Linked DNA regions of Homo sapiens: region 2 is linked to region 1. The links are chromatin loops, found by intact Hi-C in ENCODE. Cell type or tissue: endothelial cell of umbilical vein. All regions are shown on one strand. Each heading gives the region's core, and the rest is flanking DNA. Links, peaks and the distances in the headings are about the cores only. Region 1 overlaps DERPC (DERPC proline and glycine rich nuclear protein). Region 2 overlaps TANGO6 (transport and golgi organization 6 homolog).

The links. Hi-C counts contacts between places; a loop is a spot of excess contacts. Peaks named below come from ENCODE experiments on the same cell type or tissue, not always from the same donor. Only the 100,000 strongest peaks of a DNase experiment are listed, where the experiment ranks them.
Region 2: it touches region 1 in a loop (10-fold over the local background); 3 of 110 quality-filtered maps call a loop at or near these places.

Annotation. Positions count from the first base shown.
Region 1 is chr16:69,120,421-69,128,827 of GRCh38, forward strand. DERPC (DERPC proline and glycine rich nuclear protein) reads right to left here. Exons shown (of 3, transcript NM_001002847.4): 2 at 1,016-1,073; 3 at 1-229. The coding sequence starts at 8. It overlaps CHTF8 (chromosome transmission fidelity factor 8), which reads right to left. Exons shown (of 4, transcript NM_001039690.5): 2 at 1,016-1,073; 3 at 633-750; 4 at 1-229. The coding sequence starts at 1,038. The coding sequence ends at 5. Among named protein-coding and RNA genes, the nearest start is that of CHTF8, 8.0 kb to the right of the region's middle. In endothelial cell of umbilical vein, for the core only: a CTCF peak has its summit at 3,766 (motif pointing left); a DNase peak (open chromatin) is centred at 3,731.
Region 2 is chr16:68,962,692-68,979,335 of GRCh38, forward strand. It overlaps TANGO6 (transport and golgi organization 6 homolog), which reads left to right. Exons shown (of 18, transcript NM_024562.2): 15 at 11,337-11,477. Among named protein-coding and RNA genes, the nearest start is that of TANGO6, 130 kb to the left of the region's middle. RefSeq lists enhancers at 9,816-10,316, 15,031-15,531. In endothelial cell of umbilical vein, for the core only: a CTCF peak has its summit at 10,177 (motif pointing right); DNase peaks (open chromatin) are centred at 6,830 and 10,260; H3K27ac peaks cover 845 bases.

The DNA.
Region 1 (8,407 bases), core at 1-8,000:
TCTTTCATACTTTCTTGGGGACGCTGGTGATAATGGGCTTGGGGCGGGTTTTGAAAAGGATCTTGTCTTTGATGAGTGCTGTCACCAGGTACCGGGTGCCAGTCTCGCGGCCAAGCTCATCACAGTCCTGATCCCCAGGAGTGTGTTTGACAAGGACTGCAAAAGGTTTCTCCAGGTGGATGATTTTCCCATACAGGATATGATGCCCCACGATCAGCACAGGGATTCCCTTTGGCAGAACAAGAACGAGATTCCTGAGGTTCCGGGGCAAGGCCATAACACTCAGGCGCCTCCTAAAGCTGCTCTTGGCAGGCTATGCTGGCACCTCCAATCCCTGGTCTGGCTCTGCCATTGTTGAGCAGCCACACTGGACCACCCACCCATGTGCCCTTTTTACTTTCTAGCCCCACATAGGAGAATTTCCACTTTCAGAAATGTGAGCTTTCCAGATTCCCCAAAATTAAATTTCCCTGCTACTGCAGAGGTAGGGGGAGAACAAGCAGAGAGCATCGCAGATTAGCTAGGCCTTGAATAACAAACCTGAGGCAGTCCTCACTCTGGGTCCTGGGAGCACCACCTTGGTGTAGCTTGCTTTCCTGAGGCATTAGGCAGGGAAAGAAAAGCCCCCTCACCTCAGTGGTGTAATGTAGGTCTCCCAGGAGGTTTCCAGCTAATCCAGTGCTGTAGCGAGCCTCGATCTCCCCCTGTAGCTCCATCAGCACCCATTCTGCCAGGCCTCCAGCCCTCGCACTGCAAGCAAAGGGCTGGCGGTTACAATATTTTTGAGGGGTGAAGGATGAATAGTGTCCTCACACCACCATTTGAGGCCCAAAGGACCTCTTTGTTGGATGTCAAGTTCTTGGGAAATTGGGCAGTGCTAGGCATGGAACTAGAGATCAGAATGCAAGGATTTGTACAAGATGCACCTAAGGACCCTGATTCTTCCAGACACATGGCACACCTCTATAGCCCTCATCATTTCAAGCCAAATTTTAAAATCTCAAAATGTACTTACCTGGAAATAACAATTTGCACCATGAGCTTTCTGTCTTTAAAAAGCAAGTGAAAACAAGCTGTAGAGAGAAAAAAAGAGATTTAGGGTAATAACAACAACAACTAATAATGACACCTAATGCAACCTCCACCTCCCGGGTTCAATCGATTCTCCTGCCTCAGCCTCCCGAGTAGCTGGGAATACAGGCACCCACCACTATGGCCAGCTAACTTTTTGTATTTTTAGTAGAGATGGGGTTTTTTTTTTTTTTGAGACGGAGTCTCACTCTGTCACCCAGGTTGGAGTGCAATGGCACGATCTCAGCTCACTGCAAGCTCCGCCTCCGGGGTTCATGCCATTCTCCTGCCTCAGCCTCCCGAGTAGCTGGGACTACAGGTGCCCGCCACCACGGCCGGCTAATTTTTTTTGTATTTTTAGTAGAGATGGGGTTTCACCATGTTAGCCAGGATGGTCTCGATCTCCTGACCTCGTGATCCACCCACCTTGGCCTCCCAAAGTGCTGGGATTACAGGTGTGAGCCACCGCGCCCGGCCCTAGAGATGGGGTTTCACCATGTTGGCCAGGCTGGTCTTGAACTCCTGACCTCGTGATTCACCCGCCTCAGCCTCCCAAAGTGCTGGGATTACAGGTGTGAGCCACCATGCCTGGCCGACAACTAATATTTATTACTTACTGTGTGCTAGGTACTTTTCTAAGTCCTTTAGACACATTTTATCTTGTTCCTCTAACAATGCCCTAAGTGGGAATTGTTCTTTTACCAATATTGTACATATGAGATAGGGTTGCTTAAAATCACCAATGGTCAACTGTATGTGCAAAACTAATTAAGATCACATAGCTACTAAGGAAAAGATGATATGAACCGAAGACATACATTGCAAAGACCATACTCTTGCTCACTATGCTGATGTGCCTTTCTTAAGGATATTCTTTTTTTTTTTTTTTTCTTTTTCTTGAGACCAAGTTTCACTTTGTCACCAAATCTGGAGCGCAGTGGCGCCATCTCGGCTCACTGCAACCTCTGCTTCCCGGGTTCAAGTGATTCTCCTGCCTCAGCCTCTTGAGTAGCTGGGATTACAGGTGCATGTCACCATACCCAGCTAATTTTTTTTTTTTTTTTTTTGGGAGGGAGTCTCACTGTGTCACCCAGGCTGGAGTGCAGTGGCATGATCTCAGGTCACTGCAACCTCTGCCTTCCAGGTTCAAGTGATTCTCGTGCTTCAGCCTCCCGAGCAGCTGGGATTACAGGCACACAACCACCATGCCTGGCTAATTTTTGTATTTTTAGTAGAGACGAGGTTTCTTCATGTTGGCCAGGCTGGTCTCGAACTCCTGACTTCAGGTTGGCCACCCACTTTGGCCTCCCAAAGTGCTGGGATTACAGGCGTGAACCACCGCACCTGGCTTAATTTTTGTTATTTTTAGTAGAGATGGGGTTTCACCATGTTAGCCAGGCTGGTCTCAAACTCCTGACCTCAGGTGATCCACCCACCTCAGCCTCCCAAAGTGCTGGGATTACAGGCATTAGCCACCACACCCGGCCTTGATCTCTTGACCTCATGATCCGCCCACCTTGGCCTCTCAAAGTGCTGGGATTATAGGCTTGAGCCACTGCACCCGGCCTCTTACTTTTTTCTTCTTTTGAGACAGGGTCTCACTCTGCTGCCCAAGATGGAGTGAGCAAAATCATAGCTCACTGAGGCCTTTACTGCCCGGGCTTAAGTGATCCTCCTACCTCAGCTTCTCAAAGTGTTGGGATTACAGATGTGAGGCACTGTGCCCAGCCTAGGGTAGTCTATTTCCTACTCTGCATGTTTCTTAAAAAAGCCTATGGAGTTTCTTAAGATTTTACTTTTTTCTTTGGTAATGATGTAAGCTTCAAGTCTACCTCCTTGGTTATCAAGGTTCAAAGGGTCTCCCTTTAAAAATAAAGCCAAGGGGGCCAGGCGCGGTGTCTCAGGCCTGTGTTCCCAGCACTTTGGGAGGCTGAGGCGGTGGGTCACTTGATGTCAGGAGTTCGAGACCACCCTGGCCAACACGGTGAAACCCAGTCTCTACTAAAAATACAAAAATTAGCTGGGTGTGGTGGCAGGCACCCATAATCCCAGCTATTCGGCAGGCTGAGGTAAGAGAATCACTTGAACCCTGGGAGGCAAAGGTTACGGTGAGCCAAGATTGCTCCACCCTGGGCGACAGAGTGAGACTGTCTCAAAAAATCAATCAATCAATCAATAAATCCAAGGGAACTGAGAAAGTCCTCCAACATCTTTAGTGAATGGTAAGCTGACTTCTGATGTGATTCTTATCAAAAGCTTTCACCACCTTTCACTTAGATATGAAAATATCTTAGATAATTAGATAACAGACTTTGGCCGGGAGCAGTAGCTCACGCCTGCAATTCCAGAACTTTGGGAGACCAAAGTGGGTGGATCACCTGAGGTCAGGAGTTTGAGACCAGCCTGGCCAACATGATGAAACCCCATCTCTACTAAAAAAAAAAAAAAAAAAAAAACAAAAAATTAGCTGGGTGTGGTGGCGCACGCCTGCAGTTCCAGCTACTTGGGAGGCTGAGGCATGAGACTCAGTGGAACCTGGGAGATAAAGGTTGCAGTGAGCTGAGATCACACCACTGCACTCCAGTCTACACAGAAGAGCAAGACTCTGTCTCAAAGGGGAAAAAAAAAAAAAGGATAATATGCTTTCATTTTATACAACAGCAGCACCACCTGGTGGCAAACTTGGAGTACTTTGTAAGAACTGGACATTTTTGCCTAAAGACAATTGGCTTCACTTTCTGTGATGCATAGATTCATGGGGGGCTGATAGGATCGGGGATAAAACTACAGCTTCTGGCTAAGTACTGTCAATGTATTATGCAGTTTAGTGGAAGGTTATTAGTTCAATGTTTACCACCTGTAGTATGGAAAGTTAATAGGTATTATAATTGTGCTCAAGCTTAGCAAACACCCGATTAAAATGTTAAACAGATTTTTTTTTTGTTTTTTTGAGATGGACTCTCACTCTGTTGCCCAGGCTGGAGTGCAGTGGCATGATCTCGGCTCACCACAACCTTCACCTTCCAGCTTCAAGTGATTCTCTTGCCTCAGCCTCCTGAGTAGCTGGGATTACAGGCGCCCGCCACCACGCCAGGCTGGTCTCGAACTTCTGACCTGAGGTGATCCACCCGCCTCAGCCTCCCAAAGTACTGTGTTTACAGGAGTGAGCCACCACCCCCAGCCGATTTCTTTAAGAGACAGGTCTTACTATGTTGCCCAGGTTGGTTCCAAACTCCTGAGCTCCAGGGATCCTCCCACATCAGCCTCCCAAAGTGGTGGGATTACAGGCGTGAGACACTGTGCAAGCTTGAGATTTCTTTACTGGTATGTTAATCTTCCTTTTGGATCTGCAGCCTTATAGTATGACTCTACTCCTAGAGCACCAAACACTTTGGGAACATGAAATTGGTCAACTCACTAGACTTTTTTTGAGACAGAGTTTCGCTCCTGTTGCCCAGGCTGGAGTGCAATGGCGCGATCTCGGCTCACCGCAACCTCCACCTCCCGAATTCAAGCAATTCTCATGCCTCAGCCTCCCGAGTAGCTAGGATTATAGGCATGTGCCACCATGCCCGGCTAATTTTGTATTTTTAATAGAGACGGGGCTTCTCCATGTTGGTCAGGCTGGTCTCGAACTCCCAACCTCAGGTGATACGCCCGCGTTGCCCTCCAAAAGTACTGAGATTACAGGCTTGAGTCATTGCGCCCGGCCAACTCACTAGACTTTTTAAATTCAAATATAAGTAGCAGCTAACATGTTTTGAATTTTTACTGTGGAATTTTTACTGTGCATATATATTGGTGGTTTCTCATTCAACCATCATCACAAGTCTATGATATAGGTATTTATTCCTATTTTGCAGATCAGGCTACTGAGGCACACACAGATGAAGTCACTTGCTTGTATGTTGGACACACACAGCTGCTATGTGACAGAGTAGAAATCTGGGCCATCTGACTATCTACACTCATAATCACTACACAATTCTGCCTTCCCAAAGGAAAAAAAGTATTAATGAGAACGAAAAAGAATCAAGGCATCAGGCAGGCATGGAGTATATGCAATAGCTGGTCAGAAGGGCAATATGGAATCAAGAGAGCATCCTTGAATTGAGTCAGACCTTCTGCACCAGCACAGATTGTGGGACCACTGGAAAAGGGGTAATACCCAAGCTCAGAACCCAAACATTTCCAAAAGAGGCCCCACCACTACTCTCAACAGAACTAAAAGCACTTTAAAAATCCTTTTATAAGGTTTCTTGAAGAAGGATAACAATTTAAAATCAGAAGGCCTAAATTTAGCTCTCCTGCCTGTAAGTGTGGACCTCTTTACTGTGTAGTCAAGAACAAGTCACTTTGTGACTATGACACCTAGATTATGTCCTATGAAACTATTGCAAAGACCAAATATAACATCTGCTGAGGTGCTTTAAAGACCCCAAGTTCTATTGAGATGAACTAAGTTTTTTGAGACAGTGAGATAAGAAAATCAGCATTCTGACCCATAATTTTGACAATTTAAGGAATGGTACATTTTAGCCACGAATCAAAAAAAGGCTCAATAATGCACACAGAGAAGGGGCTCTTGCAAATATGCTTTTGAAGATGATGTAGTATATTTTCCTGGATGGGTACAAGTGACAGTAAAATACAGGTGGTTTTAGAGAAGCAATAAGGTGTTCACATAGGTACACGGTATATTCTAGGAAGATCAAGGCAGGGAAGGAGACAGAGCCTACTTCCTGACAACCAAAATCAATCGTTAAGCACTGTGACCATGTGCTTGAGAAAAATGCCGAAATATTTTCAGTGCATTCTCCATTTCCTGGACAGTCTCCTGTTCTGAACAGGAATTCAGAACAATGGTGTCGAAAACACATTTGGTTGCTGGGATGGCACAGCTGTACTTGCATACCAATCCCCCATGCCTCAATAACAATGCACACCTTTACACACTGATGCAGGAGGCTCTGCCTGTGTACATCTATGGCATTACCAGACATCTAGCAATGCTCCTGCAAATAGTTCTGTGGCCCACAGGCCTCAGCATCTTACCACCATGCTCAGTCAGGCTGGTAAAAACTTGTCTTATCCTAGAACTATTGGGATGCTGCAGATGTATGTAGAAATGAAGTTCGAGCCCAGCTTCTAAGAGTTTAGTTCACAGGAACTTACAGACTGCTCTGGCTACAGTTAGGTAATTTATACGCACGTGGGTGTATTTACTACTAGTCAGGAACGTAGAGGAGGGCATCCTTTAGTGAATTTTAAAATTCTACTTTAGCACCTTAAAATATCCTGTAACACCTGAATTCTGTTATTTCTTTTCTTGCTCCTTGAGATTCTACTCCACACAACTGTTTCTAGGGCACAGTAGGTAGGGATTCCTGAGTACTCCCCTGAGGACACACCTGATGGAGGTGGCAGGGAGTATATATTTCATTCAGTGTAGAATTGATTAAAAAGTGTATGAGGCCGGGCGCGGTGGCTCATGCCTGTAATCTCAGCACTTTGGGAGGCCAAGGTGGGCAGATAACCTGAAGTCAGGAGTTTGAGGCCAACATAGTGAAACCCCATCTCTACCAAAAATACAAAAATTAGCCGCGCGTGGTGGCGGGTGCCTGTAATCCCAGCTACTCGGGAGGCTGAGACAGGAGAATTGCTTGAACCTGGGAGGCGGAGGCTGCAGTGAGCTGAGATTGCGCCACCACACTCCAGCCTGGGCAACAAAGAGCAAAACTCCGTCTCAAAAAAAAAAAAAAGCATATGAGAACATGCAACCCAATGTGCCCCCATCCCCTTGAGAGTAGACAGAGTGAGTAGAAAAAAGAGGTGGGGAAGAAGTACAATACAAATAAATCCCTATTAGAAATCACAAGCATAACAATGGAAATTATCTGTATAAGAAGAATATGTCTAAGTCTTCAGTCTCAATTCATTCCAGCAACACTGAAAGACGACTAGAGCAATTTCTAGTTGTTTGTTCTAAGATGGGGCTTGTTTAGAAATTGCAGCTCTATCAAGAGCATCTGAAGGCACGATTTGATGAATACGCTATACATGAAGTCAAGAAACTAAAAGAGAGTCAGTGGAAGAGCTCTCCCGGCAACTTTTTTTTTTTTTTTTTTTTTTTTGTGAGACAGTGTCTCCCTCTGTTGCCCAGGCTGGAGTGCAGTGGCTCGATCTCAGCTCATTGCAACCTCTGTCTCCCAGGTTCAAGTGATTCTCCTGCCTCAGCCTCCCAAGTAGCTGGGACTACAGGCGCCCGCCACCACACCCGGCAACTTTTTGTATTTTTAGTAGAGACAGGGTTTCACCATCTTGGCCAGGCTAGTCTCGAACTCCTGACCTCAAGTGATCTGCCCACCTTGGCCTTCCAAAGTGTTGGGATTACAGGCGTGAACCACCGTGCCCGGCCAAATTTCTCTTTCTTCTTTTTTTGAGACAGAGTCTCACTCTGTCACTCAGGCTGGAGTGCAGTGGCGCAATCTCGGCTCACTGCAACCTCCGCTGCCCAGGATCAGGGGATTCTCCTGCCTCAGCCTCCCGAGTAACTGGAATTACAGGCACCTGCCACCGCGCCTTGCTGATTTTTGTATTTTTAGTAGAGATGGGGTTTCACCCTATTAGTCAGGCTGGTCTTGAACTCCTGACCTCATGATCCACCCGCCTCGGCCTCCCAAAGTGCCAGGATTACAGGCGTGAACCACAGCGCCCGGCTAACTATCTCTTAAGAGCAGAGTTCAACCCCAGATTTGGCTAGGACTAACATGTCTTTCGTTAGGAACAATAATTCTAGGTTGACAAGGTTAACTGCAGAGCCAGGGAGAGACTTCTGTGATGTAGCTTTTCAAAAAGATTTAAATTCATTATATTACAGTGTGGTATCAGACTCACAGGCCACAACTCATGTGTAGCCTTGGAAAGATAAGAAGGTATAAAGAAAACCAAACCTTTCCCTGCAATAAATTATGTATCCTGTCCCCAATCTCATGAGGAGGGAAAAAAGTTTTCTACTTGATCTTTATGGGCCTTCACGCAGCTAAATGAACTAAACAATACATAAATTCTGTATTCCTAAGTTAGTCAAACGACTTTATCTCAGTAAAGGAAACTTTTTTCCCCTCAAAAAGGCACCAGCATTCAAAGAATCAATCCTGACCCACAATGGGAACCCTACCCAAAACTAAAAAGCTTTGGCTGTAATCAGACCACTCTAGAATATACCTTATTTAACCAGCATTTGGCTTCTCTCTCTCTTTTGAAATTAGTAACTATTATTATAAAAAACCCGCCAGGCACGGTGGCTCACGTCTATAATCCCAGCACTTTGGGA
Region 2 (16,644 bases), core at 5,300-13,299, 150 kb before region 1:
CAGAGGTTGTGGTGAGTCAAGATTGCGCCATTGCACACCAGCCTGGGCAACAAGAGCAAAACTCTGTCTCAAAAAAATAATAATAATAAAATAAAGAGTCAAAAAAGCGGCCGGGCGCGGTGGCTCATGCCTGTAATCCCAGCACTTTGGGAGGTCGAGGCGGGTGGATCACGAGGTCAGGAGATCGAGACCATCTCTGTGGCTAACATGGTGAAACCCTGTCTCTACTCAAAATATGAAAAAAAAAAAAAAATTAGCCTGGCATGGTGGCGGGCGCCCGTAGTCCCAGTCACTCGGGAGGCTGAGGCAGGAGAATGCCATGAACCCGGGAGGCAGAGCTTGCAGTGAGCCGAGATCGCGCCACTGTACTCCAGCCTGGGCGACAGCAAGACTCCGTCTCAAAAAAAAAAAAAAAAGCTTGTCCTTGTGCTTTTTTTTTTTTTGAAACAGAGTCTCACTCTGTCACCTCACCCAGGATACAGTGCAGTGATGCAATCTCAGCTCACTGCAACCTCCACCTCTCAGGTTCAAGCGATCCTCCCACCTCAGCCTCCATAGTAGCTGGGATTACAGATGTGGGCTACCACGCCTGGCTAATTTGTGTATGTTTAGTAGGATTTCACCATATTAGCCAGGCTGGTCTTGAACTCCTGACCCTAAAGTGATCCGCCCACCTCGGCCTCCCAAAGTGCTGGGATTACAGGTGTGAACCACCATGCCCAGCCCCTTGCCCTACTTTTTACACCCTAGTTCCAATCCCCAGAGATTGCCATCTTCATACCCCTCCTTTTTAAAGTAGTTTCTTCTAGTAATTATTTCTCTGTTTATAAATAAAGTGCTTACACAGACCTCTCTTGATTTAAAAAATTTTGGACATGACCTACTCACTTTCTACATGTTAGATGTGGACCTAGTGCACACACATAGGTGCACACGCATAGGTACACACATGCTCAAACAACTTCTGCCATTTCCCATCACAACTTTTGGCTAAATCATTGGGCACTGTTTACTGCTGACCATGTGGATGTTATTCAGTGCTGAGCCTAGTGCAGTCGTCAGCCTTCCCTGCACATTTGCTTCCTTTTCTGCGTACATACTGATATATTTTCCAAAGATCCAGCAACTCTATCATGCACATATCATAATTTTGCTCTAGTTTTGTTCTATTTACCCAGACTTCAGCCTTTGACACCTATCCCATTGTCTTTTTCCTTGGTTGTGGATTCATACCTTTTTTACACCTTGTCACTTTAGTGAGATTTCAGGAGAAAGAGGATGCAAATGTTTGTGGTCATTCTGCTGTGTTAGTTGCAAATTCTTTTTACTTTCAAAGTAGAACAGCTGACTAGCTGTTCTACTTTGAAAGACAAAATTTGTTAAAATGTTTTAAACATAAATTTTAAAATTTATCACAGATTTTTTAAAACATTTTATTTATTTATATCATTCAAAATTCAAAATATTCCCAACACAGAGAAATGGTAAACATTTGAGTGATGAATATGCTAGTTACCCTGATCTGATCGCTATATTATATCTATTGAAACATCACCATGTACCCTATGAATATGTACAATTATTATTTGCCAATTAAAAAATTAAAAGTAAAAAAAATTTTTAACTTACTAAAAGATACAAAAATAGAAAGTCTCTCTCTCTCACATTTATCCCCTTGTCACCCAGTTTCCCTCCCCAGAAATAATCAATATTATTAGTTTCTTGAGTATCCTTCCAGAATTATTCAATGAGTGTATATTTCCCCTTTGTACACAAATAGTTGAATTCAATAGAGACGATTTTGCATCTTGCTTTTTACTTAACAATAGCTCTTAGAATTCATTTCATGACAGTTATTTAAAAACATATTAATTTTTTTTTTTTTTTTTTTTTGAGACAGAGTCTCGCTCTGTCGCCTAGGCTGGAGTGCAGTGACGCGATCTTGGCTCACTGCAACCTCCGCCTCCTGGGTTCAGGTGATTCTCCTGCCTCAGCCTCCCGAGTAGCTGGGATTCTAGGGATGCATCACCGTGCACAGCTAATTTTTTTTTTTCAGTAGAGACGGGATTTCGCTATGTTGGCCTGGCCAGTCTCGAATTCCTGGCCTCAAGTGATTCTTTCACCCACCTCAGCTTCTCAAATGCTGGGATTACAGGCGTGAGCCACTGCACCTGCCCTTATTCATTTTTTAAATGGATGCCTTATATTCCACTGTATGAATGACCATCACTTAATCAATTTTCTGTTGATGCAAATTTGTTTCCAGTCTTTTCTATTACGAATAGTGCTACAGTGATGATTTTGTACATAAAGTGATTTCCTGCTGTGTTAATATACCTATTAGGATAGATTTCTAGAGTAGAATTTCTGGCTTACCACAGAATTTAGACTTTTAAATGTAATACACCATTTTCTTATGAATGCAAGACATTCTATGAAATGCAAAATACTTGATTTTCTTTTTTTGTTTGTTTTTTTTATTTTTTGAGATGGAGTCTCGCTCTGTCACCCAGGCTGGAGTGCAGTGGCACGATCTCAGCTCACTGCAACCTCCATCTCCCTGGTTCAAGCAATTCCCCTGCCTCAGCCTCCTGAGTAGCTGGGATTACAGGTACACACCACCATGCCTGGCTAATTTTGATTTTCTTTTTTAATCAAGTAACGGGTTACAATTCATTTTCCCCCTCTTTCTACTCTCACCCTGCAGGGGCAACCAAAACAGATTCGGATACAAAAGGAAGCTGATATTCTGCTCTTGGCAGTGGATTTCCCTTTATATTTAAGATATGCTATATTATTTTCTTCCTTTCTCTTCTATTTTAAAAACCTGCCAGGCGTGGTAGCTCACGCCTGTAATCCCAGCACTTTGGGATGCCAAGGCAGGCAGGTAACTTGAGCTCAGGAGTTCAAGACCAGCCTGGCCAACATGGTGAAACCCCGTCTCTACTAAAAATACAAAATTAGCCAGGTGTGGTGGCATGCACCTGTAATCCCAGCTACTCTGGAGGCTGAGGCAGGAAGATTGCTTGAATCTGGGAGTTGGAGGTTGCAGTGAGCTGAGATTGTACCACTGCACTCCAGCCTGAGACAGAGCAAAACTCTGTCTCAAAATAACAATAATAATAATAAAATTTTTAAAATAAGAAATAAAAACCTAAAAGGGCAGATATGAAATATTTTCTTATAGTTTCTTAATAACAACTTTTTGAGATATAAGTCACATACCATACCATTGATCCACTTAAAGTGAACAATTCAGACCAGGTGTAGTGGCTCACGCCTGTAATCCCAATATTTTGGGAGGCTGGGGAGGGGGGATCACTTGAGTCCAGGTGTTTGAGACCAGCTTAGGTAACATAGTAAGACCTCGTCTCCACAAAAAATAAACAAAATTAGCCATGTGTGGTGGCACACACCTATAGTCCCAGCTATACTGAAGTGAGAGGATAACTTGAGCCTAGGAAGTTGAAGCTGCAGTGAGCTGTGATTATACCAAAGCACTCCAGCCTGGGCGACAGAACAAGACTCTGTCTTAAAAAATAAAAAATGAGGCCGGCTGCAGTGGCTCACGCCTGTAACCCCAGCACTTTGGGAGGCCAAGGCAGGTGGATTGCCCAGCCAGACCAACATGGTGAAACCCCATCTCTACTAAAATACAAAAAATTAGCCGAGTGTGGTGGTGCGTGCCTATAGTCCCAGCTACTTGGGAGGCTGAGACAGGAGAATCATTTGAATCCGGGAGGCAGAGGTTGCAGTGAGCTGAGATTACACCACTGCACGCCAGCCTGGGCAACAATGTGAGACTCCATCTCAAAAAAAAATAAAATAAAATAAATAAATAAATAATGAAATAAACAATGCACTGGTTTTTAGTATATTTTCAGAGTGTGTAACCATCACCACAGTCAACTTTAGAAGTTTTTAAAATTTTGAGACAGGGTCTCCCTTTGTCACAAAGGCTTGAGTGTGGTGGTGTTGTGCTAGCTCACTAAACCTTGAATTACTGGGCTCAAGTGACCAACTTGCCTCAGCCTCTCAAGTAGTTAGGACTAGAGGCATGCACCACCATGTCTGGCTAATTTTTTTTTTTTTTTTTTTTTGAGACAGTCTCGCTCTGTCACTCAGGCTGGAGTGCAGTGGCATGATCTCAGCTCACTGTAACATCTGCCCTCTGGGTTCAAGCAATTTTCTTGCCTCAGCCTCCCAAGTAGCTGGGAATACACGTATGCACCACCATGCCCTGCTAATTTTTGTATTTTTAGTAGAGACGGGGTTTTGCCACGTTGGCCAGGCTGGTCTCAAACCCCTGACTGCAAGTGATCCACCTACTTCAGCCTCCCGAAGTGCTGGGATTACAGGTGTGAGCCGCTGTGCCCAGCCTATCTGGCTAATTTTTTAAATTTTTGTAGAGATGGGGTCTGGCTGTGTTGCCCAGGCTGGAATTTTAGAACAATGGCCCCCAACCTTTTGGGCACCAGGGACTGGTTTCATGGAAGACAATATTTCCATGGACGGGACGGTGTTGGGAGGGCGGGGATGGTTTCAGGATGAAACTGTTCCACCTCAGATCATCAGACTTTCCATTCTCATAAGGAGCACACAACCTAGATCCCTTGCATGTGCAGTTCACAATAGGGTTCACACTCCTGGGAGTATCCGTTGCCTCCAATGATCTGACAGAAGGCAGAGCTCAGGCAATAATGCTCCCTTGCTGCTCACCTCCTGCTGTGTGGTCCCGTTCCTAACAGGCCATGCCCGGTAACAGTCTGCAACCTGGGGGTTGGGGACCCCTGTTTTAGAATGTTGTTATCACCCCAGAAAGAAATTTCGTAACTATTAGCAGTCACTCCCTGCTTTCTCAAACTACCACAGCCCTAGGTAACCACTAAATCTACTTTTCCTATGTAGAGATTTGCCTATTCTGGACATTTCATTTCAATGGAATTATACAATGTGTGGGTTTTTGTGTTTCTTGTAGTTTTGTTGGCAGAAATATCTGTGAGTTTCAAGTGAGTAGGTGGTTTTCCGGGTTGCTGTGGGTATTTTGGGAAGTTGTTATCTGCCCAGGAGAAATGAGGCAGGTTAGTTTTGAGGTAGGAATGGCTTAGCAGTTCCCTGGGATAGAGCCAGTTAGCAAAGACATTTTAGAATTAGACTGACTTCCCTGTTAATGCAAGAGTACTAAGTAAAAGTACACGACACCCAAACTCCTTTTGCTACTCAGAATCACTGAGTAACACGCTGTGGGATCATCTTGAAGTCAACACTGTTTTGCTCAAAATATGTGTGTGGCTTTCAGGGAAGTCTTGGGGGAAGAAAAAAAAACAGTTATTTTACAAAGTTGACAGTCTGTTTTGTTACATGTAGTTATCGTAATAACATTTTTTTTTTTGAGACAGAGTCTCACTCTGTCGCCCAGGCTGAAGTGCAGTGGCGCCATCTCGGTTCAATGCAACCTCCACCTCCTGGATTCAAGAGATTCTCCTGCCTCAGCCTCCCGAATAGCTGGGACTACAGGCGCACGCCACCACGCCCAGCTAATTTTTGTATTTTTAGTAGAGACAGGGTTTCACCATATTGGCCAGGCTGGTCTCAAATTCCTGACTTCGTGATCCACCCACCTCAGCTTCCCAAAGTGCTGGGATTACAGATGTCAGCTACCGCACCTGGCCTTTTTTTTTTTTTTGGTGAGATGGAGTTTTCACTCTTGTTTCCCAGGTTGGAGTGCAATGGTGCAATCTTGGCTTACTGAAACCTCCACCTCCCGGGTTCAAGTGATTCTCCTGTCTCAGCCTCCCAAGTAGCTGTGATTACAGGCACCTGCTACCACACTCAGCTAATTTTTTGTATTTAGTAGAGAGGGGGGTTTCACCATGTTGGTCAGGCTGGTCTCGAACTCCTGACCTCAGGTGGTCCACCCGCCTCGGCCTCTCAAAGTGCTGGGATTACAGGCGTGAGCCACTGCACCCAGCCTAGCATTTTTTTTTTTTTTTTTTTGAGACGGAGTCTTGCTCTGTCGCCCAGGCTGGAGTGCAGTGGCATGATCTCGGCTCACTGCAAGCTCCACCTCCCGGGTTCACGCCATTCTCCTGCCTCAGCCTCCCGAGTAGCTGGGACTACAGGCACCCACTACCACGCCCAGCTAATTTTTTGTATTTTTAGTAGAAACGGGGTTTCACTGGGTTAGCCAGGATGGTCTCGATCTCCTGACCTTGTGATCCGCCCGCCTCGGCCTCCCAAAGTGCTGGGATTACAGGCATGAGCCACCGCGCCTGGCCACCTAACATTTTTTTAGTTACGTTAATTCACCAATATTCTACGCACTGCCTCCAAAAAAAGTTCAGAATGCGTCTGTGAACTCTTCCCAGTTTGGATTCACTTTTACCTTCTCTATATCTCATCTGTTGCACCACATCCTAAAATGCATAGCTAGTTTCCTACGGTCAGAGCAGAAAGAGGTCTCTCTCACACAATCCTTTGGGTCTCATTACCAAAGGGATTGATGTGTGATGTTTTCTTGAATCTTGTGCTGACCCAGAAATTACCCCATTTTCAAGTCACAAAGGAATTATCAAGTGTGATGGGCCCATGGTCATGTGAAGGTTATGGCCGTGCTTCCACAGAGTGTCTAAGTACAGAAAGTTTTTTCGAAATAAATAAAAACAAGCACACAAAATCTCATCCCTTTCATTTTTATACAGTCTTAACCATCATGTATGACTCTCTTCACTGCTTGGTGGGTAAAGGGGGAACTGCTGTTATTCTCCAGGGATTTATAAACTCATAGGTGGCACCTGTATCCTAGAAGGTAAAACTCAAACAGCCAGCCATTTGGCAGCCGTCTGTGGAACAGGCCAGCAGGAAGATAAACAATTGCTATTAGATCTGGGACTGTGGGAAGCAAGGAAACTGGGCTTTGCTTTGGGAACCTTTTTATGGAAGATTGGGAGAACTAAAAGCTCCCTAATGAGTTTAAAGTTTAGCATTATAGGAAAAGCAAAAAAAAAAAAAATCTGAAAAATCATTGTTAACCAGAAAAAGGGTGTGTTAGGATTATTTTAATTGAAAAACAGTCCAACTGGCATGAGCATTAGAGGGTGTTTATTGGCTTTTCTATCCAGAAAGTCGAGTGGGTGGAGTACACCTGGGTCCCGGAGCTGAAAAGATGCCATCGGGTCTCTTCTTCTTCTTCTCCCTCCCTCTCAGGCTGGCTCTCCCTCTGTGTTGGTGTCATTCTTGTGTGGGCTTTTTCCACATGGTGGCCACTGGCAGCTCCAGATTAGTCTCTTCAATGGGTGGTGGGGAGGGGAATTTATCTTTCCCAGTAGTGTCAATGTGGGTTTCAGGATCGAATCTCATTCCCTGTTCCTGAACCAGTCATGGTGGTGGGGATGGAATGGAAGATCCTAACTGGCCAGCCTGGGATACAAGTTCACACCTGGAGGGGGAGAAAGTGGGTATAGTTAGCCCACTCAAACCACACAGACTGAGAGTAAGAAAGGGATATTTCTCCAAAAGAACACCATGGTGGTGTTGTTACCAGAAGAGAGAGTAGATGCTAGGTGTAATCACATGTCTGCCCACTACAGAGAGGAAGTCCAGAGCTCATTTGGCCAGGATAGTATGTTCACAGAAGTAAATGACTGTTCTCTGCTAAAGACTAATGAGAGAAAATAGGAATAAACAACAGTAAGGGCCCGGCACGGTGGCTCATGCCTTTAATCCCAGCACTTTGGGAGGCCGAGGCAGGTGGATCACCTGAGGTCAGGAGTTTGAGACCAGCCTGACCAACATGGAGAAACCCTGTCTCTACTAAAAATATAAAATTAGCTGGGCATGGTGGCACATGTCTGTAATCCCAGCTACTCAGGAGGCTGAGGCAGGAGAATCACTTGAACCCGGGAGATGGAGGTTGCAGTGAGCTGAGATCACGCCATTGTACTCCAGCCTGGGCAACAAGAACAAAACTTCGTCTCAAAAAAAAAAAAAAAAAAGACTATGTTAAACAACAGTAAGAGGGACTTTAGTAATAGGTTTCAGAAAAGCTAGAAATAGATCAAAGTTTTATAAAGCAAATCCCATTTTTCCACTGTTTTCCATTGCAAAGTCATGACTACATTCCTAAAAGGAAACACCCACCAGATTTTCTGAGTTGAGAACTTCTGATTTTAGAAAGTAGCTATGGGCCGGGCGCAGTGGCTCACGCCTGTAATCCCAGCACTTTGGGAGGCCGAGGAGGGCGGATCACCTCAGGAGTTCGAGATCAGCCTGGCCAACACGGTGAAACCCCGTCTCTACCAAAAATACAAAAATTAGCCAGGCATAGTGGCAGGCACCTGTAATCCCAGCTACCTGGGAGGCCGAGGCAGGAGAATTGCTTGAACCGGGAGGTGGAAGTTGCAGTGAGCCGAGATCAAGCCATTGCACTCCAGTTGGGTGACAGAGCGAGACTCCATCTCAAAAAAAAAAAAAAAAGAAAGTTATGATAGCTGCAAATCTGTAATATATACCAGGCCTTGTAATATATCAGTGATATAACACCTGCCAGAATTGCAGTTGTGGAGGTCTTTTAGAAGTTGGAGGCTATTTCTGTTTTTCTTTTTTTGAGACCTCACTGTCACCCAGCTGGAGTGCAATGCTGCAATCATAGCTTACTGCGGCCTAGAACTTGTGGGCTCAAGCAATCCTCCTGCCTCGGCCTCCGAGTAGCTAGGACTACAGGCACACATCACCACACCTGGCTAATTTTTTTAAAATTATTTTTATAGAGATGGGGTCTCCCTATGTTGCCCAGACTGGTCTCAAACTCCTGGCCTCAAGTGATCCTCCCACCTCAGCCTCCCAAAGTGCTGGGATTACAGGTGTGAGCCACTGCACCTAGCCCCCTCTTCTTTCTCTTAGCAAACAATTCATTTACCCTTAGGCCTCAGACATTTTTTTCTTTTTTTCTTTTTTTTGAGACAGAGTTTCACTATTGTTGCCTAGGCTGGAGTGCAATGGTGTGATCTCGGCTCACTGCAGCCTCTTCCTCTGGGGTTCAAGCGATTCTCCTGCCTCAGCCTCCTGAGTAACTGGGATTACAGGTGCCCGATACCACGCCCAGCTAACTTTTTGTATTTTTAGTAGAGACGGGGTTTCACCATGTTGGCCAGACTGATCTTGAACTCCTGACCTCAAGTGATCCACCCACCTCGGCCTCCCAAAATGTTGGGATTACACGCGTGAGCCACTGCGCCCAGCCGATGCAGACATTTTTTTCTATGCTACAATATTCCATAACTCCGTGTTGAACCTCCAAGGACTTCTTCATCATTTTATATAATAGAGTGAACTACAACTACAGTGTCACATTTTGGCAACAGTGTTGTGCCACAGCCTGAATCTCTCTTAAGAGCAGAGCTTCTGCTTGCATAAGATTAGAGCCCATCTTAGGACTGAAGTCCTAAGATGGACTCTGGATTGGAGGTGTGGTTTAGGACCACATGCAGAGGTGCAGGCTTAGGACCACATGCAGAGATTTCCCAGGCTCTTTGGAAGCAAGAAAAGATGGGGGTGGGGAGGGCAGAAAGGAGGATGGGCAGACAGGTGCAGCCCTCAGCAGGTGCTCCGCCTTCACAGCTCAGCAGATGCGGCGGATAAGGCCAGTGAAGAGTGTGGATGTGATTTAGAAGAGAATGGAATCACAACCTATAACATAAAAAACTGCACGTAGACTTTGCCTGCAAGGCTGTCAGTTTAAACACGAGAATGGTAAATTTAGATGAAAAATAAGTATAGATTTCTCAAGCATTTATATTACTTCTTCCCCATCCTCTCTTTCTTAATTCCTGAAATTTATATCAGGACTGTATATTTGAATCCTGTTTACTCATCCATCCATTCATCCATTCATTCATTTAGCAGGTAGTTACTGAGCACCTGACATGTGCTAGGACTCTTCTAGGCATTGGGGATACAGCAGGGAACAAAAGAAAATCCTTGACTTTATTATAGAGTTCACATTCCAAGGAGGAGAGCAGACAATAAGGAAATACACAACCTGTCAGGTGATATTAAGTGCTAAGACAAATGAAGCAGGGTGAGAGGAGTAAAGAGTGGCAGGGGAAGGAGGGTGCCGTTTTATATGTGACAAATGTGATCTGTGAGCAGAGACATGATAGGGTTTGGGAGCAAGCTGTGAGGCCACCAGGAGGAGCAGCAGCAGATGCAGAGGGGAAGTGAGGCCGACTCCTCCGAGCCAGGATCACTTGGCCTACTGGAGAATAGCAAGGAGGCCAGGAAGCAAGGGAGAGTGTTAAAAGATGAGATCAGAGAGAGAACAAAGGAAGGCGGGGGATGGGGACTGCTCATATTCAGGGAAGAAGGGAAACCACTGAGGGGTCTGGGCAGAAGCATGAAGGGGCCAGACTTATGATTCAAACCAAATAGCTCCATCTGCAATGGATGAAAAAGGTAGAAGCAGGGAGACCAATGAGGGGATTATTGGAGAAACCCAAAGCAGAGTTGATGGGCCAGGGTGCTTGGGGTAGAAGTGGGTTCTCATCCTGGAACCCCTATTTCTACTTATTCCTTCTTTACTTTTTTTCTTTTTCGTCACTGTTCTTTATAGTGTGTAATCTTTTTCCTGTTCTCTGCTAAAGACTAATGAGAGAAAATAGGAATAAACAACAGTATAGACATGAATGGTAGAATTTGTAGTTATATAGTTTTGAGGCCAACCAGGGGTTTTGTTCTGGATCTGTCTGGTCATCTCTCACCTCCCTGCCACCCCTAAAAAGGTTGCTGAGTATGGGGCTGGGCTCAGATTATGATAACACTGTTCCAGGCTACACATTTAGAAGGCGCTGCTGTGGATAGGAGAGAGGATCAGCAAGTCCTACGAAGGGGGGACTCAGGGTCAGGGTCTTCCCTATTTCTGTTGATTAGGAAACTCAGCCATGAGCTTAGATCTAATATTGATCATGTCCAGGATGCTCTGAAAATGTTTCCTTGTGGAAACTGCTCCCATCACTGGCAGTTCCACAGAGGGAAATTATACAGGAATGGAGAACTGCAGCAAAGGCAGGAGGCATTGCCTGGATCATAGAACGTCAGTGCTGGGAGTGACCTTAGAGATCGTATCAGGCTGGGACTAGACAAACACAGGAGTCTCAACTACCAGGCCCATCTTCGTTCCACTCACTATGCTGACTCTCCAAACAATAGGCAGCCCTTGCTGGGAGAGCTTTAGAGATGGTTTTCAGCATCTCTGCGTTCATCCCATCACAGGGTGACTGGTTTATTTGCCTTTTGATCGTAAACAGTAATGAATCCTTTCTTTTTGTTTTCAACCCCAGGGGTTGCCCTGCTGTCAGACGTCTATCCTGAGAAAATCTTGCCGGACTTGTTGGCTCAATATGACAGCAGCAAAGACAAGCACACACCAGAGACCAGAATGAAAGTCGGGGAAGTCCTTATGCGAATCGTCAGGGCATTAGGTGAGTTTTCTTGTTCCATCCACCTGGAAAAGGGTGGAGGATCAGTGTGACTTTGAAACCAAAATGTGTGTACCTGGGGGCTTGTTACACTAGTGTGGTGAGGGTAGTTTGAGGGCTGGGATGTACCCATTTAGGAATTTAGGAAATATTCCGATGTCTACTATGAGACTGAAAGCAACAATGTCCTTTTTCTTAAACCTGCTTAGTCTCTCGCCAGGTGCGGTGGCTCCTGCCTGTAATCCCAGCACTTTGGGAGGCCGAGGCAGGTGGATCACCTGAGGTCAGGAGTTCAAGACCAGCCTGGTCCACATGGTGAAACCCTGTCTCTACTAAAAATACAAAAATTAGCTGGGCGTGGTGGTGTACGCCTGTAATCCCACTACTCGGGAGGTTAAGTCAGGAGAATCGCTTGAACCTGGGAGGCAGAGGTTGTGGTGAGTCGAGATCGCGCCACTGTGCTCCAGCCTGGGCGACAAAATGAGATTCCATCTCAAAAATAACAACAACAAAAAAAACTGCTTAGTCTCCTTCCCTGGGAGCTGTGTTGGGCCCTGATTTTCAATGGAGCTGGAATTAGAAGTCTCACACTTGAGCAGCAGCAAGCACAAAAAGAAGAGGAATGTCAGCTGGGCACCATGGCTCACACCTGTAATCTCAGCGCTTTGGGAGGATCACTTTAGGCCTGGCAGGAGTTCAAGTCCAGCCTGGGTAACATGGCAAAACCCCATCTCTACCAAAAATTAGCCAGGATTGGTGGCACACACCTGTAGTCCCAGCTACTCAGGAGGCTGAGGTGGGAGGATCACCTGAGCCTGGGAGGTCGAGGCTGCAGTGAGCAATGATTGTACCACTGCACTCCAGCCTGGGCAATAGAGCGAGACTCAGAAATAAAGAATAGGAATGTCAAGCAGGGAAGGAAGAGTGCTGACTCTTGCTGAATGTCTACTGCATGCCAGGTTGTCCATATATATAATCTCATCTAATTCCCCAACAAATCTTGTAAACAGGCTGTTACTAAACCTGTTTTACAGATGAAGAAACTGTAGCTCAAACATTTTCAGCAATTTGTCCAAGACTCATTCAGCTGGTAAGTGATAGTGCTGAGAACTGAACCACCAACTTGAAGGAAGTTACTCTAGGCTGTATAAGCTGACAATAGTAGTTAAGGGATAGGCTCTAGACTTACACTGCCTCACTTCAAATCCTGAACTGCCGCGCTTTTTTTTTTTTCATGGTAGAGTTGGGGTCTCACTATGTTTTCAGGCTAGTCTCAAACTCGTGGACTCAAGCAATCCTCCCACCTCAGCCTCCCAAAGTGCTGGGATTATAAGCATGAGCCATTCTGCATCTTATTGGCTGTGTGATCAGGGAAATGTTTCTTTCTTTTCTTTTTTTTTTGTTTTTTTCAAGACAGGGTCTTACTCAGTCACCCAGGCTGGAGAGCAGTGGTGCATTCATGGCTTACTGCAGCCTGAACCTCCTGGACTCAAGTTATCCTCCCTCCTCAGCCTCCCACATAGCTGGGACTACAGGCATATGCCACCATGCCCAGTTAATTTTCTATTTTTTGTAGAGGCAAGGTCTCACTATGTTGCCCAGGCTGGTCTCAAACTCCTGGGCTCAAGCAATCCTCCTGTCTCTGCCTCCCAAAGTGCTGGGATTACAGGTGTGCGCCATCGTGCCCAGCTGAGGGGAATGTTTCTTAACCTTGGGTGCCTGAGTGTTCTAATGTGTGAAATGATGATATTATGGGTTTGGTTTTTGTTGTTGTTGTTGTTATTTTTGCAACAGTGTCTCCCTCTGTTGCCCACATTGGAGTTCATTGGCACGGTCATGGCTCACTGCAGCCTTGACCTCTTACGCTCAAGGTATCCTTCTACTTCAGCCTCTTGAATAGCTGGGACTAGAGGTACATGCCACCACACCTGGCTAATTTTTGTATTTTTGTAGAGATGGGGTTTTACCATGTTGCCCAGCCTGGTCTTGAACTCCTGGCCTCAAGCAGTCTTCCCACCTTGGCTTCACAAAGTGCTGAGATTACAGGCATGAGCCGCTGCACCCAGCCAGAATGAGGATATTAATAACACTTAACTCATAGGTCTGTTGTAAAGATTAAATAAGGTGATTCTTACAGTGTTATTTGGCATACAATAAGGGCTCAGTAAAATTTTATTTTTGCCTACGCAAAAAAGATTTAAACATTTTTTAAAGATTAAAAATGAAGGAAAACAAATATTTTTTGCTGTTTATTGAGTGCTCATATGAAGCTAGGAGGTGGGACCCTAGGGAACAAGGACAAAGAAAACAATAGTTCATTCTGAAGAGAGAGGTTAAATTAAGATGAATTTCTCCATAAGCCAGCAAGTACACTTTGAATATTTTTATACTGGGCTATATAACATAGAATTGAGAGAAGATTCATTTATTTAACCTGTGCTCCATAGACTTAACCATTAGCTGTCACACTGAATATCACTAGAAGCCTTAAAATAAGGCAAATCAATCATACAGGTGAGAGCCAGTGGTGTACAGTATCCATTTGAGCCAGCTAGCGGCCATATTGAATTTTGAGAATGAGGTTCCGTTTTAGGGCTGTGTTCTTGTCATGCATGGCCTATATCAGATTGTGTTATAAAGTATAGCTGTTGGTGGTTAATATTTGGCTTAATAACAGTGCCACACTTCTTTTATTCTTTAAGTTATATCAGCACTTCTTAGGTACTGCTGTATTTGTCCTTGGCTTTTTAGTAATTCCATTATATACTCACTAGCCTATTATCTAAGGCAGAAAAAGAAGATATAATCTTAACTTCAGCTTGGGCAATTTGTCTGTGAGCTATAGTAAAACTTGTAAATTTTACTCTTTATCTGGTAGGGGAAGATTTTGGAGAACAAAGTGGAGGTGGGGTATCTTTTTGCCACTTGCATCAGGAGATCACACTGAATCCCTCCTTCATCAGCACTTCAGAGGATTTATAGAAATTCCATATAGCCATGCACTGTTTGTATGGACATAGCCCTTAATTTTCCTAATTTCTAGGTGACTGTTCTGGCTAAGGATGATAGAACCTAGGTCTCCAACCACTTAAATCCTTGTATCAGTGAAAGGAGAATTACTTGAGAGTGAAATTTATTTTGTTTTTGTTTTTTTTTTTCTTTTCTGACCAATGGATTCATGTCACAGAGAGTGAAATTTATTTATTTATTTATTTAATTTTTTTTGTTTTTTTGAGATGGAGTCTTAGCCAGGCGTGGTGGCTCACGCCTGTAATCCCAGCACTTTGGGAGGCCAAGGCGGGCGGATCATGAGACCGAGACGACGATCAAGAGATCGAGACCATCCTGGCCAACATGGTGAAACCCTGTCTCTACTAAAAATACAAAATTAGCTGGGCGTGGTGGCACGTGCTTGTAGTCCCAGCTACTCAGGAGGCTGAGGCAGGAGAATCTCTTGAACCCGGGAGGCAGAGGTTGCAGTGAGCTGGGATTTCACCACTGCAACGCCAGCCTGGCAACAGAGCCAGATTCCGTCTCAAAAAAAAAAAGAGATGGAGTCACCCAGACTGGAGTCCAGTGGTGCCATCTTAGCTCACTGCAGCCTCTGCCTCCTGGGTTCAAGCGATTCTCCTGCCTCAGCCTCCCGAGTAGCTGGGACCACAGGCCCACACCACCACGCCCGGCTAATTTTTGTATTTTTAGTAGAGACAGGGTTTCACCATGTTGGACAGGCCGGTCTCGAACTCCTGACCTCAGGTGATCCGCCTGCCTTGGCCTCCCACAGTGCTTGAATTACAGGTGTGAGCCACTGCACCCAGCTGAGAGTGAAATTTAAAAATACATTTTTTTCTAAGAAGAAAGATGAACTTTCTATATTTGCCTTAGTTCTGAATTTGGATCTAAAACATGCCAGACAAGTACACCATTATAATAAATCATTCTCTCATAGTAGGTGTGAAGGGTGTACCACTGGGATTATCAGAGCTGAGAAGAATATAAACCATACATAGACAACATCAACGTAACATGTATTTTCTCTGGTAGACCGCTACCTTTGGGATGATAAACACTAAAAGTACATATTTCAGAGTCCCCATTGGCCAGTCCAAATCATTTCCTGGGGTGAAAGTGGAGGTGGGGATGAAAGGCTGGATAGAGTTGAGGTGAGGCCTTACTCCTCCTTACATAGTCTTATAATTAGCCCAATTTCCAAAACAGCCTTCTGGCATTTCAAAGCAAATTCCACTAATTCTCAAAGTTCCCTTCTTTCTGTAGCCTACTCTTCAGAGTGTCCAACTGTAAACATAGCCTTAGCTTTAACTGCTAGTTTCTGTTTCACATCATCAACTTGTCCTGGTGCATAGATGAAGTGGTGTGTTGAAATCCTTTGAATAACATTAAAGCCCAATTTGACAACATAGCCAATATTCTTTGTTTTCTAGTGTTGTGGAAATGCTGTGAATAGCCACTTGGTAAAGCTTCTCTAATAAGTCCCCTAGTTCCCTCAGCCTAGGCCTTGCTCTCTCCCCACCCCTACCTCTTCTCTGCAGTGGTGGGAGTTGGTGGGAGAATGCGGCCCACCCGTGGGAGCAGGGTGCAGTACACTATGTTACCTCTCCACATCATGCTAGTTCCCTAGCCACACCTACTTGTCTTCCTGCCACTAGATCATAGTGCAAAATCAGCAGGAGCTTTTTTTCTTTCCATTAAAAAAAAATTGAGGTAATACATATATACAGTAAAGTATATAAAGTATATGATTTTTTTTTTTTTTTTTGAGACAGGGTCTCGTTCTGTTGCCCAGGCTGGAATGCAGTGGTGCGATCATGGCTTACTGCATCCTTGGCCTGTCAGTCTGATCTGCCTCCCTCAGCTTCCCAAGTAGCTAGGACCACAGGTGTGCGCCACCATACCTGGCTATTTATTAAATTTTTTATAGAGATGGGGGTCTCGCTGTGTTCCCCAGGCTGATCCCGACCCCCTGGGCTCAAGTGATCCTCCCACCTCCACCTCCCAGTGTGCTGAGATTAAGGCGTAAACCACAGCACCCAGCCTGAAGTATATGAATTTTTTTTTTTTCTTGAGACGGAGTCTTGCTCTGTTATCCAGGCCGGAGTGCAGTGGTGTGATCTTGGCTCACTGCAACCTCCACTTCCCAGGTTCAAGGGAT